Regions from separate parts of the Homo sapiens genome. Here region 2 is linked to region 1. A link is an interaction called in ENCODE POLR2A ChIA-PET data of the cell type or tissue named here. Cell type or tissue: GM12878. All regions are shown on one strand.

Evidence for each region. Peaks named below come from ENCODE experiments on the same cell type or tissue, not always from the same donor. Only the 100,000 strongest peaks of a DNase experiment are listed, where the experiment ranks them.
Region 2: POLR2A ChIA-PET joins it to region 1 with 6 read pairs; 3 of 35 experiments call an interaction of 5 or more read pairs at or near these places.

Annotation. Positions count from the first base shown.
Region 1 is chr1:40,063,770-40,066,269 of GRCh38, reverse strand. CAP1 (cyclase associated actin cytoskeleton regulatory protein 1) reads right to left here. Exons shown (of 13, transcript NM_006367.4): 5 at 1,900-2,043; 6 at 1,711-1,796; 7 at 1-55. Among named protein-coding and RNA genes, the nearest start is that of CAP1, 24 kb to the right of the region's middle. In GM12878, no CTCF peak of the experiment used is centred here; a DNase peak (open chromatin) is centred at 1,249; H3K4me3 peaks cover 735 bases; H3K27ac peaks cover 2,444 bases.
Region 2 is chr1:40,433,503-40,436,002 of GRCh38, reverse strand. No RefSeq gene overlaps it. Among named protein-coding and RNA genes, the nearest start is that of ZFP69B-DT, 15 kb to the left of the region's middle. RefSeq lists a silencer at 752-1,046. In GM12878, no CTCF peak of the experiment used is centred here; no DNase peak of the experiment used is centred here.

The DNA of each region.
Region 1 (2,500 bases):
CAGCTCTGTCCATATACTTAAATAAGCTTTGACCCAGTCTACATGCTTCTTATCCCTGGGAGGATTAAAGAAGAACTTGTCACAGGTGATCCGGGTACATAACAGTGGTGACTCCAGAACCCTTCTTTCCTATGGGCTCACATTCTCCTACCCGTGGTGTTTCTTAGGCTCCGCTCAATGGCAGCTTTTCTATCATCACCAGCTTCTATGTATATACAACCTAGTCTATTACCCTAATCAGACCAAACTCCACTAAGATAGAGACTCTGGATTCTATCTCTATCTCTCATAGCAATGTTTCTCAAACTGTTTTAAGTACCAAAACTTTTTTTTTTCTTTTGACCACTTGCTGCTTATTGAAACTTTTTTCAAAGTAGACCTTAAACACAATCTAATATGTAAAACTGATAAAAGCAGACATTCTGTGCATAAAACCATGGTAGAGAGGAGAGCTCTTAAGTATCACTGTGGAACTCTAAAGACTAAGAAACTTAACTGCCTTATGAGACAATGCCTTATGTCAAAATATGCCCACCCTGACCAAAAGCAAACTTAAAAACTTTCCCTTAGGGGGAAACAATCAGCCTTAAATTATAGAAATAGCATTGTGCCTACGGTTCAAGTCCCCTCTCTTCTTATGTATTAACTGGGAAGGTTATTTAGCCTAAGACCTAGTTTCCTCAACTGTAAAGTGATGGGATAATGGTGGGATATATCAAAACACTGTCATGCTTAATTCCATGTTGCTAGAAGGATAAGGAAGTGCCTGTTGTTCTGGGACACATTTCACTCACAGGAAGGTGTAGTTTTCCTTAAAAAGAGTAGTTAATAAATGTTTGTTGATTGATGAAGGATGGAAGAAAGGAAAGGCTTGTGTAGATATGCAACTTAATAAATTTTGCCTGCAATCATTCCAGCTCAAAACCAGCAATGGAGAAGTCAGAACTGGTAGACGTATGTGGTTAGACATGCAATGACTGCCCTACGTAATACCTGCATTGGCTAGGCAGCCTTACTCTCACTTTAACTGACTTCATGAAAAATTTCTATTAAGTCCTATTGAACCCTTTGCCATTGGGCCAGTAACAAATTCTCAACAAAGGAACAAAATCTTATATAAAGGGCATTAGTCCATGTTACTGCCAGCAAAACTTCCTAAACCCAGAAGGGTAAGGATCAGAAGACTAAAAGGGCCTCTACCAAAAAAGGAGAGAAAGCAGAAGTGGAAGCAGAAGTATTTCCTGCTTGCAAATGCAGCTGTGAGACAATATCTGTAAAGCTCTCCAGAAAGCAGCCCTGAGATAAAACCAGCACAGTGGCTAAGGGCAGCCCTCAGTAACTCCAAAGTGCTACTCCAGCAAGTAACCAAATGGGTTTATCCTTTACCCCTTGAGAAAAAGCTGAACTTGGCTGGGCACAGTGGCTCACACCTGTAATCCCAGCACTTTGGGGAGACCAAGGCAGGAGAATCATTAGAGACCAGCCTGGGAAACAGTGAGACCTCATCTCTACGAAAAAATTAGAAAATTAGCCAGGCATGGTGGAGCGTGCCTGAAGTCCCAGCTACTTGGAGGACTGAGGTGGGAGGATTGTTTGAGCTGGGAGGTTGAGGCTGCAATGAGCTGTGATTGTGCCACTGTACTTCAGCCTGGGTGACAACGCAAGACACTGTCTCAGAAAAGAAAAAAAGAGAGAAAAGGCTGAACTTACACATCTTTGTACTCTTTGAGGACTCGGTTTGTATAAAACATGGCGGCATCATTCATTTCTTTCACATAAGGGCCAGGCTTGGGAGCCTAGAGAGAGACAAGCTGTCAGTGACTCAGGACCTCTCCAACTATATTGCCTTCCCTCTTAAAATCTATACCCACCCCCAGCCCTGGAATCTGCGCTGCTCACCATAGCCACCCAGCCCAGGGCCTGGATACTTTCGCTGACAGCTGACAGGTGATTAAACAACTTGCTGCCTCGGTTCTTCTCCCGAAAGGTTATCACTTCTTTGATCTGCTCTGAGATGGGTGCCAACAAATCGGAAAGCTTATTCTAGGAAAAGATACAAGAAAAGATTCAGGTTAACATCTTTCCACAAAGGTGTCTATGCCTTCTGATCCTGAAGGCAAGAATTCTCTATGGACTCTAGTGAGCACCCAAATAAACTGCATGAGTCCTGTCCTGATTCCTAAGGCTAAAATACTGCTCATCATCTCACTCTCCTCGTAGAGTTCCAACTCCTCAGGCTGCACCTGATGGTTCTTCATGATCAGGACCCATACTTCAGCTATACCACAGAACCTCCATTTCAGCCACCTGTCTCTTTTTTGTTCCACTCAGAGGACATACACTCAGGACATCATTCCTGTGCCTTACTCATGATGTTCTCTTTTTTTCCCATGAATCCAAATTTTCCTCATGCTTCATGAGGGCCCTCCAACCCAGCCACACCAGCCTCCTACAGCATTTGTTGTCAGCATAACCAATCTTGGCATTTTATCACTCACCA
Region 2 (2,500 bases), 370 kb before region 1:
AATATGACACATGTACTTCACACACAAAAAAGACTCACCACGTACTGTACTTCTTTTTTAATAGAAAGGGATAAAAAGTTCAGCAACTTGTCCCTCACTTTAAAGGGGTTATCTTAACATGCCTAAAATTAGTCATTGATGTGACAGGACTCCTTATAGATTATGATATGTTATAGTTTGCCCATTACTTCCTGCTTAAAATAATAATCATTTATTATCTCTCCCAGTTTCCATGAGTCAGGAATTAGACAGGGTACAGTGCAGACAGCTTGTCTTTGCTCCGTGATGTTGGAAGCCTAGCTGGAAGACTCGAAGGCAAAGAGCTGGAATAATCTGAAAGCTTACTCATTACCATCTTGGCCTTACTAGAGCTGTTGGCCAGAACACCCACACATGACCTCTCCATGTGGTCTGGGCTCTCTTAGAATCTGGTGGCTGGGTTCAAAGGCAAGAGTCAGGCTGGGCGCGATGGCTCACACTATAATTCCAGCACTTTGGGAGGCCGAGGTGAGTGGATCACCTGAGGTCAGGAGTTTGAGACCAGCCTGGTGAAACCTCATCTCTGCTAAAAAAAAAAAAAAAAAAAAAAAAAATCAGCTGGGTGTGGTGGCAGGCGCCTGTAATTCCAGCTACTTAGGAGGCTGAGGCAGGAGAATGGCTTGAACCCGGGAAGCAGAGGTTGCAGTGAGCTGAGATTGTGCCATTGCACTTCAGCCTGGGCGACAAGAGTGGAACTCTGTCTCAGAAAAAAAAAAAAAAAGGCAAGAGTCCTGGGCCAGAGAGGCAGGAAGAAGCCATACTGCCCTTTTATAGCCTAGCCTCAGAAGTCATGCAGTGTCATAGTTGCTGCATTCTATTGACCAAGGCAGTTACAAAGGTCCACTCATGCTCAAGGGGAGAGAAAATAGACTCCACGTTTCAGTGGAAGAATGCCAATGTCACATCATGAGTATGAAGGATGGGACATATATTGATGTGGCCATCTATGGAAAATACCATATACCACAGTGAGACAACCAAAGCCTCCATAGACTAAATTATGGCATAGATCCAAGAGCTGACATATTCCCCAGATGGGATGGAAATCACACTGCTTTTCTACCAAGTGGAAGCAAACTGCTTCTGATATTTTTATCAGGATAGACTGTTCCCCACCCAAACTGTCATGTTAATAGCTGTATATCAGGTGTCCCACACTATCCTGATTTGATTCAATAGGAAATGACTTCTGTAACAGCAATGGCAATGGGTATCTTCTCTTCATGAAGTTAAGGATAATTTACTGTTATTCTCCCAAACCCACCCATCTTCTGCACCAGCTAGACTGACAAGTTAAAAGGCCATGGGATAGCAATCACCACTATCTGTGAAGTCTTTTAATCCCTGCAATTCCCCTAGAGATACAGTACCAGATCCATTTATTGTTTTGATGTGGAAGAGCTCCAGGAGCTTCCTCATCTCCATTGCTTTCTTTTTTTTTTTTTTTTCTTTCTATCAACTATAGAAGACTCAATGAATCCGTTCCTTTCTTAACAGGCTTTACTTCACAGGTGAGCAAGCCAGTGTGGGGATTCTATCACGTGCTAAGAACATCTTTTCCAACTGATGCTCTGGAACTTGGGGAACTATGTTAGGAGAGGTTTAAGTTTCCACTGGACCAATGGTGCGGCTGACTTAGGTAAAAACTCCATCATGGCCAGGTGCAGAGGCTAATACCTGTAATCCCAGCACTTTGGGAGGCCAAGGCAGGTGGGTCACCTAAGGTCAGGGGTTCGAGACCAACCTGACCAACATGGCAAAACCTGGTCTCTACTAAAACTACAAAAATTAGCCAGGCGTGGTGGCGCACACTTGTAATCCTAGCTACTGGGGAGGTTGAGGCAGGAGAATCACTTGAACCTGGGAGGCAGAGACTGCAGTGAGCCAAGAATGCACCACTGCACTCTAGCTTGGGCGATGGTGCGAGACTCCGTCTCAAAACAAACAAACAGACGGATAAAACAAAACAAAACTCCATCATTACCTGGTCCCCATATGAACTCTGAGAAGTGGACAATGACATTGTGGGTATCTGGGAATTAGTAATAACTAACAGCTAGTATCCACTTGTTGCCCAAGTGTTTGTGTAGTTTCCCTAGTGTACAGTTATCCAGACAAAATGGTAATACACATTTATCCATAAAATGGTAATGATACACATTCTGTACTGGCAGCACTTTTACAAGCTCCTTCCTCAGGATACATGGCCTCTCCATTATTGAATAGGCTCTGAATCTGTAAACTAGCTTAAGTCTAGCAAGAGAATCCAGAGCTGCATTTCTGTCTTGATATCTGCCTCCAAACCTGGAGAAATTTTTGGCTATACAGATCAAGTAGGGCTTCAGTGATCTGCCATTTATCTAGGACCCTATCTCCAATTAACCACCTGCAAAGATCTTGGTATCCATTTTGAATACCATAAATTGCATGGGGGGTCATCGTTAAAGGCTACTGCTGGAAT